2 separate regions of the Homo sapiens genome follow, and region 2 is linked to region 1. A link is a loop called in an ENCODE intact Hi-C map of the cell type or tissue named here. Cell type or tissue: body of pancreas. All regions are shown on one strand.

What was found. A loop is a pair of places that touch in the nucleus more often than their neighbours do. Peaks named below come from ENCODE experiments on the same cell type or tissue, not always from the same donor. Only the 100,000 strongest peaks of a DNase experiment are listed, where the experiment ranks them.
Region 2: it touches region 1 in a loop (3-fold over the local background); 8 of 110 quality-filtered maps call a loop at or near these places.

Annotation. Positions count from the first base shown.
Region 1 is chr3:179,940,445-179,945,444 of GRCh38, forward strand. All of the region lies in intron 2 of PEX5L (peroxisomal biogenesis factor 5 like), which reads right to left. Among named protein-coding and RNA genes, the nearest start is that of PEX5L-AS2, 45 kb to the left of the region's middle. RefSeq lists an enhancer at 1,872-1,951. In body of pancreas, no CTCF peak of the experiment used is centred here; a DNase peak (open chromatin) is centred at 1,987.
Region 2 is chr3:180,592,077-180,597,076 of GRCh38, forward strand. All of the region lies in intron 1 of TTC14-DT (TTC14 divergent transcript), which reads right to left. Among named protein-coding and RNA genes, the nearest start is that of TTC14-DT, 7.5 kb to the right of the region's middle. In body of pancreas, a CTCF peak has its summit at 3,077; no DNase peak of the experiment used is centred here.

The sequences.
Region 1 (5,000 bases):
TTTTGAGAGACTTTCTGCATGAAGTGCTACGGGATCCCCTTAGTTGCCACTATCAGGAAACTTCATTAATGGTCTACGGTTTCTTCAAAGCTTATGCCATCTGGCTACTGTTTCTTTGAAATGGTACTGCATGAAGAGAGAACCATGTGGGGCTCCAGTTATATACTGGACATAGAATACTCTATACAGCATTAATTTACCTCTAAAGGAACAGCAACCCATGCTCCACTTTTGCTCTGCCTGTATATTTAGAGCAAGACGTAACTCCTTAAGAACAACATGGATCCAATCCTCAGAGGCCTAATTTAGAGAAATGTCTCCTTCATTTATTGAAGCTTAAATAATACATTGGTACAATAGTGTGAACTTACCATTTTAGTCCAAAATAAGGATCTTCTAGCACGAAAAGAGAAATAAGTGACCTTTTACAATGTTGAGAGGTTTTAAAAATGTAAGAAACAGGAGGGGAAGAGTCTTGAGCTACCTCTTTTTCCCCAAATCATTTAATGAGTGCTTAACATGTGCCAGGCGTTATGGTAGGCCAGAGGTAGAAAAGATGAATAAGATATAACCAGCGGTCTTTCACTTTCAAGAAGATTGAAATGTAACAGTGGCAGACGCAGTGGATAAAATACAGTGCAAATAATAGCAAGTGATAGAAGTATGTGAAGGGTGGGGCACAAGATTAGAGCCATTTATTGTGCGCCAAGCTCTACTGTAAACATTTTAAAATTTGTTTATTTTATTGTGTTAAAATATGCATAATATACATTTACCATTTTGCCGATTTAAACATGTACAGTTCAGCGGCATTTATACGTTCACATTGTTGTGTGATCATCTCCACACCTTTCCCCCAACTGGAATTCTGCAGCCATTAAACAAGAACTCTTGCCCTTCCCCTCAGCTCAAAATTCTCTACGAGGTACTTCATATATATGGAACCATACAGTATTTTTCCTTTTGTGTCTGCATTATTTCATTCACCATGATGTTATAGTAAGCGTTCAACATTCAGTACTTCATGTAATTCTCAAAATAACTTTATCAGGTTGGTGGCATTTCCCCCATTTCACAGATGAAGGGACTGAGAATCAGGGAAGGTATTTGTTCAAAAGTCACAGTCAATAAATAGCATAGTGTGAATTTGAACGCCAGTCTGTGCGATGCCAAAATCCAAGCTCCTACCCACAACATTGATTAACCTGGTAGAAAAGAGTGAGTAGAAAACTTTCCAACACAGCTCATACTAGTTATAAGAATAGAATATTTCTCACTTTGAAAATGAGATTATTTGGCCAGGCCCAGTGGCTCACGCTTGTAATCCCAGGATTTTGTGAGGCAGAGGTGGGCGGATCACGAGGTCAGGAGTTCGAGACCAGCCTGGCCAACACAGTGAAAACCCGTCTCTACTAAAAATACAAAAACTAGCTAGGCGTGGTGGTGGGCGCCTGTAATCCCAGCTACTTGGGAGGCTGAGGCAGGAGAATCGCTTGAACCCGGGAGGCGGAGGTTGCAGTGAGCCCAGATCGCGCCACTGCACTCCAACCTGGGTGACAGAGTGAGACTCCTCAAAAAAAAAAAAAAAAAAAGAAGAAAAGAAAAGATTATCAGCTTTTCAAAGAAAAGGTTGATTGGAGGAAGAGGATCTGGATTTAAAGTTCACTCTGCTTTTTACCACTGGAGGAAAAGCTGTTGCCGTCTGTATGTACTTCTAGTCTATTGAACCCTTCCAGAAACTGGCCTCCGGACTGAAATTAATTGTGACAGCCCTTTCTGCATCTTCTCCCAAGAAGCCTGGGCCTCATTTCTCCTCCGAGGGCTCCTTTTCGTGGCTGCTATTTCTGCTGCTTTGTTTTGGAGCACTTTGCACCTGGAGCCTGAGGAGGGCCACTCCGAACCCGATGTCCCTCTCGCGGCTGTTCTGGCGTGGGATGTGTCCGCAGTTGCCAGAGCAATGACAACACTGCGGGACCGCGGAGGCGGCTGGGCGGGGCTGGAGCCTGTGACCGCGCCCGCTGCGCGCATGCCCAAGGCCCCAGCGCTTCTGCAGGGCAGTGGCACCGGTAGGCACTCGGAGGCGCGGAATCTCCTTTATCTTGAATTCTTTGGTCCTCACCTCCCTCCCACTGCACCCGGATTCCCTCTCTCGACCCAGGCGCATGAGACGGATGGTTTCTTCCCAGGACTCTGCCTTCACTGGGACGCACACATGGAAGACAGTGGACTGGGACAGAGTTCACCTGTCAACTGAGTCTCCTGTATACTCGACCCTGCTCCAGCCCTTCAAGGCCAGCTGCCTTTTGATGGGAACAGGGAGTTAGCATGTGTGGTGACCTGAGCTAGAACAACCAAAGGACGCAGCTTTCAGATTGATCTTTTCTTCCTCTCTCCATTTTGTCCTCTTAGGTTACATATAGTAGACATAATGGAAAGGCCGTATTACTTTGGCATCAGGAGGCCTGCGTTCCAATTCTGGCTCTGCTACTTATGGGCTATGTGTCCTCCAGCAATGCAGTAATGTCCTCTGAACCTGTTTCCTTATCTGTAAAATGGGGATAGTAACAATACTAACATCCAGTGTCGTTGTGTGACAATCAAATGACGTAACATATACCAAAGCACTTGCAAAAGTAATGAACTATATGAGTTGAATATTATTGTTGTTATTATTATTTTACTATATTTACTTTTAGAATCCTGCTTACTTTCCTATTTATGGTAGATGAAGATTGCTCTGGATTTCAAGCAAGCATCTTTATATTAGGTTAGCGCTATCATCAGCATTTGCACTGTATGAACACTATGCCCTGTATGGCCAGCAGCCACCTTGGCAGTGGGGAAACAAATCATTCCATCTCTTAGCACAGAGATTCTTATTCCTTGTATAAGTGAGTGAATTGCTCATTTGTTGCACAATTAATCACATCTACTTCCTCATTTCCTAAAATGAAATCATCTAATGAATTGGATGAATAAAGAGGAAAACTGGCTTTTAATTCATTTATCCAAAGTATTTAAATGTGTAATAATTAGCCTGCAGTAAATTATTGTGAGGAGAACAGAAACTCATGTCCAATTAGTCGAATCCTTTCCTATAGAATTTAGGTATGGAAATTCAGTTTCTGCTCACTGGAAGCTAACTTTCTGGGAAGCTGAATGTGGTCTGCATTCTGTGTGCAATGTTTTATTCCACCACGTGGAGAATCACAATAAGACAGCAGAGGCGGTGAGCACTAAGCACGTGACATCTGTGGCCCGCTGCTGTCATTATATATGAGAGAGAAAAACAAGGCTTGAATTCTTAGATGCTCAAGTCAGACAAAGGTCTCTTGAAGGACTCAGTAACAATTCTCAACACAATGCTTAATTCTACCAATTGTGCTCCATCTCCTTTTTCCTTTCCACATCAGCTATTCAAATTCCCTGGGTAAAGCAGAAGGAAGCAGGACCAGATAAGGCTTCCTGGTAAAACTGGGTAACTCACACATTGAGGACAAGTGATGCCTACTCTCAATGGGGCTCTCTCAACAAACTTGCCAGAAGAATATGCCCTCCCCCCCCCAAAAAACTGAAAAAGTTTATAAACTTATATTCCACTCAAATTACAATTAGAACAATTTATGAATTCAAAGGCTACTTTTTAATATAGAAACAGGTCATCATGATGTCCGGGTAGTTCATCAGGAGCCATTACAAATTTTAGGGAATGGAGGGAATATATCAGAAATTTTAGAAATTTTGTGTCCACAAATCTCTGTTGGAAGAGCAACTATTAACTCAGATGATAGCAGACTGCTACTTTCAGAGATGCATAAAAGATGGGAGGTTTACACTCAATCCAGCCTTCTAAGAAGAGACTTTTGCTCAACAAAAATCAATAGACACTATGGTCCCCACTAGAAAGGCTCAGGTAGTCTGGGGACTTGAGTTCAAATCCAGTCTTGGACACTCAAGCAGTTTCCTTAACCTCTCAGTCTTACAGCTCACCATTTATGATAATGGGGATAAAAATGGCTATCTCACAAGACTGTTACGAGGAATAAACGAAATGCCTGGAAAGGTCTAACATGGCCTGGCAGAGACCAGGAGCTTAATAAATGTCAGTTTCCCATTCTCATCCCTTCCTTTTCCTCCAGTTCAATAAATGTCTTTTTTGAAAAACAGAATTATGTTCTTTTAAATGACCTTATCACATGTTACTGCTATACTGAGTTTATAAACCAATTCTGGTAAATCTTGTAAGATTCCAATTTATGCCCATTTTAAGGCCGTTTTCAACAGTTTTCAATTGATGTTCAAGGAAGGATTGCAAACATTTGTTGAGCACCTACAGTACATTGAAGGGTTTCCCCATAACAATGTGCAAACTCTATCTCTACACATACAGAAACAGAAATCACTGAAATGAAGTGAAATGCAAGATTACAAAACTAGTAAGTGGGCAGAATCAGGACGTTCACTCAGGTCTCTTAACATCTCCCTCTGTGTCCGCTTCACAAGGCAAGGTTGCCTGTCAATATGTTTATTTCTTGATAGCAGGTTGTCATGCTGATTTCAAAGTTACATTTGAAATGAGAAAAGCTGTGCAATGCTTGCACTCAGAACTTCTGTTTTATAGTCTTCTTTGGACATAACAGAGTGAAAAATTGAAGCCAATTTGCAATTGGTTCCCTTGTTATTTAATCGTATAGAGCCAAGTTTACCGTGGTCTTCATATCACATCTCTAGCAACCAGAAGAAGCTGGCAGAATGGGGATTCTCAGCTTGCTCCTTTTTAGAATGGTTGGGACAGGGTGAAATCACCTAAATTTTAAGTATTGGGACACCAGGGCTGGGACAGATTTCCTGAATGATGACTCAGGTTTCTGAGCTGGTGTCCCTACTGAGAGAGGATATTTGGAACAGTCATTAAGAGCACAGACTTTACTTCCTGGCTGAGATCCTTTCCCTGTCACTTAATACTGTGTGCCATTAAATAACTTTCTAAATCTCTCTAA
Region 2 (5,000 bases), 650 kb after region 1:
CTAAATCAGTGTTTAATTTGGTTAGTGTGTATCAGTATGTCAAGCTTACAGTTCACCCTTAATACATTGTCAACTTGATTTCTAAATCAGTGTTTAATTTGGTTAGTGTGTATCAGTATGTCGAGCCTTACTTGAATTTCTGCACTTGAAAAACTAAGGATCAGTGTCCAGAACTCAATCTACCTGATGGAACTGCCACACTGAGACTTCCAAACAGTGATCAGCCAATCTCCCCCTGTGACTTCTGTGGCTGGTCCCTTTTCTAACTACAACTAAAGGAACTGTAAAGAATCTCATTCATTTAAAGAGACCAGCCACAGTAGGAAGCCACACTTACCAGTACTGCAATACAATAGGAAAATAACTTCATACAGATTTCATAGAAAAAGAAGCACACTGACTTAAAGAGAGACATGCAGTTTTAGCACCTGAACTGTTCATCATAGAACAATGAATGTTAAGGGTTAGATCTCAAAGTTCATCTCATCCAATCCCTTAGTTTTAAAGGTGGCAAGAGAGGCATGGAAGATTAGATTATTTACTCAAAATACAGCTGGGACTTCTGGGCTAAGCTCTTTCCACTATGATAACTCCCTATTTCATAATTGCGCACATTCTTTTTTTTTTTTTTTTTTTTTTTTTTTTTTGAGACAGAGTCTCGCTCTGGTTGCCCAGGCTGGAGTGCAACGGCGCGATCTCAACTCATCGCAATCTCTGCCTCCTGGGTTCAAGCGATTCTCCTGCCTCAGCCTCCCAAGTGGCTGGGATTACAGACATGCGCCACCACGCCTGGCTAATTTTATATTTTTAGTAGAGATGGGGTTTCTTCATGTTGGTCAGTCTGGTCTCAAACTCCTGACCTCAGGTGATCCGCCTGCTTCGGCCTCCCAAAGTGCTGGGATTACAGGCGTGAGCCACAGCGCCCGGCCCTACACTCTTAATCTTCTTGCAGCTATTGAAACTTCATATTCTTATTCTATGCAATGATAGGTAAATTTTAAAATGAAATTATGTTTGCTAAGAAATAAGAAGACATCCTACAAAACTTTCTCCCTTTTATTGTGAGCAATAGGTATTTAATCAATTCCTACCTAGATAACAGCCAAAGTGATACTTTTATAATGAAAGTCATAATGTGCCCTCCTCCTTAAAACCCTGAAGCTACTCCCAACCACTAACAGTAAAAGCCAAGTTCTTGCAATGGCCTACAAAGCCCCATACGTCCATCCTCCATGCTCACTCTGTTCCTGCCACACCGCCTTCCTTGCTATTTCTCAAATACATCAAATACCTTCCTGTCTCAGGACCCTTGCATTGGTTGTTCCCTCTGCCTGGAACTCTTTTCCCTCAAACAGGTTGAATGACTAACTCCTCATCTACTTCAAATCTTTGCTCAAATGTCACCCTCTTAATGAGATCTGCTGTAACTATTTAAAACTACCACACCCAGGCCAGGCGCGGCGGCTCACGCCTGTAATCCCAGCACTTTGGGAGGCCAAGGAGGGCGGATCATGAGATCAAGAGATTGAGACCATCCTGGCTAACACGGTGAAACCCGTCTCTACTAAAAATACAAAAAATTAGCTGGGCATGGTGGCGGGGTGCCTGTAGTCCTAGCTACTTGGGAGGCTGAGGCAGGAGAATGGCGCGAACCCAGGAGGCGGAGCTTGCAGTGAGCCGAGATTGACCCACTGCACTCCAGCCTGGAGAAAGACTCCGTCTCAAAAAAAAAAATTAAATAAATAAATAAATAAATAAATAAATAAATAATTAAAAAAACTACCACACCCACCCCCCTGTACTTCCAATGCCCCTTACCCTGACTTACTTCTTTCTGTATAGGATCTATCACCTTCTAATACATGCACTATATCATTTACTTATTTATTATATTTGTTACTCATCATATGTCTCCCTCCAGAATATAAACTCCATAGAGGCAGGGAGGTTGGTGTATTTTTTTCACTATTATATTCCTAACACCTAAAATACAGCCTAAGCCTCAAATATTTATTAAATGAATAAATTAATGCATTTGGCAACTTGACCATTATGTCTACAGATAATCAAAGGCTATGTCTAATGTGGTCCAGATCAAGGTTAAATCATTTCCCTGACATACTGGATCTTCCAATGAATTCCATTAAGAAGGGCAATATACTAAGCCACTAATATATTTCTACTCCCCAAAATTCTCCTTTAGTGCTGCTGTCAATAAAACAAAAAAGAATGTGTTTAAAAATTAGAAGATGACCAATTGCTTTCATTTTAAAGGAATGTCTAAATTGCATTTAAAAAATCGAAGCAATCCAGAATGTACTGACAAATACTATTTATTGAGCATTAAACTTTCAATTCTTTTGATGATAATCCTGACATGTTCTCCCATATAGCATTCTGAGAAATTGCTGCAAAACAAGAATCTGAGAATCTAAGAGGTGTGTGTGTGTGTATGTGTGTGTGTCTTTATGAGCAGTCATGACCAAGAACCTGATGACAAACACCTTAACCTATTCCATATCAGTATTACACACATCTTTTGACTTTTTTTCTAACAATCATGATAGATTTAATCTGAAATATCTTCATTCTATTTCCTCATCCTTTTTGTAAACAAAGACAAACATGAAAGAAATGCTAGCTGAGACTAGCACTGCAGATGGTCACTACAACTGATCAAAAGTTGCACATCTCCAGGAATACCACATACCCTGAAGATGGATTATAGTGTATCACTACTCTGGCCTCTTGTCCTGGAGTTGTGCAATATTCACCTCTGGGTCTGTTTAGAACCATGCTGAATTGAAACTGAAATCAGTAATCTTTCTTCTTAGAAAAAAATAACTCAAGATTACTAAGTTAATCAATTCTAATGAGATATGAACTGATTTAAATTAAAATAATATCCTCAAAACATTTATCAGTCACTAAAAGGTGGAGACAGTGTTAGACATAAAATTATCCCAAAATGACTGTATATAATAGGGTCACAGTTCCCCATCCCTAAATCCTTGTTTAGTTAGCAGGTTTTCTGGTGAAGGACATAAAACTGGATACCATGATGATCTTACAGCACCCTCAAGTGGATTAGACTGACAATGTTTTTTTTCTTGAAGAAAGGTGTTGGTCTGTGATATGAAAAAGAAATAGAAGCTGGGAGAATCTTTTCAAACAAAAACCATGGGAATGAATGAAGATGTGCCAACTCTTATCAGAAGGGCTTGCAGTTTGAATTATTCCTCTAACAACAGGGATAGACATTTGGCTGAGTTTGCCATATTTTCCATTTAGTATTCCTCACTCTTCCTTGAGTCACTTCAGGACAGCTTTGAATAGAGTGTTAAACACAGATGGCTACCTTATATGGTAGCAAATTTGTAATCTAAACCTTTTACACCATGTGCTTAGGAATGAAATCAAGGGGCCCCATTATGGGAAAAAAAAGAGTTCAAGGCGATCTTTAGATAATAACATAATAACGGACATTTGTATTAGTCAGAGTTCACCAGAGAAACAGATAACAGGAGATACACATACACATACATACATACATACATACACACACACACACACACACGATGAAGACTTAGCTCATACAGTTATAGAGGATTATGGAGGCTGAGAAGTCTTGGGATCAGCCATCTGCAAGCTGGAGACCCAGGAAGGCTGCTGGCATAATGTAGTCTGAGTCCAAAGGCCAAGGAGAGCCAATGATATAAATCCTACTCTGAGGGCAAAAGAAGATGAAATGAGATGTCCCAGCTCAAACAGTGGGGCCAAAAAGGGGCACATTTTCCCTACTTTTGCCTTTTATTCTATTCAGGCCCTGAATTGATATATATATATTTTTTGAGACAGGGTCTCACTCTGTCGCCCAGGCTGGGAAAGGCTCACTGCAGCCTCAACCTCCCAGGCTCAGACGATCCTCCCACCTCAGCCTCCTGGGTAGCTGGAACTACAGGCATGTGACACCACACCTGGCTAATTTTTGTATTTTTGGTGGAGACAGGGTTTTGCCATGTTGCCAGTGCTGGTCTCAAACTCCTGGGCTCAAGCAATCCGCCCTCCCGGCCCTCCCGAAGTGCTAGGATTACAGGCATGAGCCACAGATCCTGGCCCCTCAGTGGATTTGATGATGACCAACTACATTGCGGATGGCAATCTACTTTACTGAGCCCACCAATTCAAATGCTAATGTCATCTGGAAACACTCTCACAGACACACCCAAAAATAGTCTTTAACCAACTATCTGGACATCCCCTGATCCAGTGAAGATGACACATAAAATTAACTACAGGTTGAGCATCCCTACTCCAAAAATCCAAAATCCAAAATTCTCCAAAGTTGGAAACTTTTTGAGCACTCACATGAAGCCACAAATGGAAAATTTCACACCTGACCTCATGTGGTAGAACCCAGTCAAAATGTAGGAACGTGGCACCATGTTTACTCAGCGTCCCAAGGGTAAAATAAAATTACCTTCAAGTTGTGGGTATAAGGTGCATACAAAACATAAATGAATTTTTTGTTTAGACTTGAGTCCCCAAGGTATCTCATTATATATATGCAATTATTCTAAAATCTCAAATTCAAAACACTCTGGTCCCAACCAGTTCAGATAAGGGATACCTGACCTATGTCATAATTTTTTTTAATAAAATAAATTCCATACATATATTTTAAAGCTACATCCTTAAAGAGCATGGTTTCACTGACCCTCTAAATGGCATGGTAATGGTAGAAAGAGTACTAGATACACAGTTAGACGACATGTATTCTAAAGTTAGTTTTTGAAAAACAAAAGCATGTATTAACCTCTCCATATTTGTTTCTTCGTTTTTAAAATGGCAGAGTAGAAAAAGCAGAGGCTACTAGTTGGTGGCTTCTTAGTGTATTAGTCAAAACCTTTGGTTCCAAACTACAGATTTCCTCCATCTGGCTTAAGCAACAAAAAGGGACTATTTTCAGGAAAATAAAGACAGTAATTGGAGAAGAACGA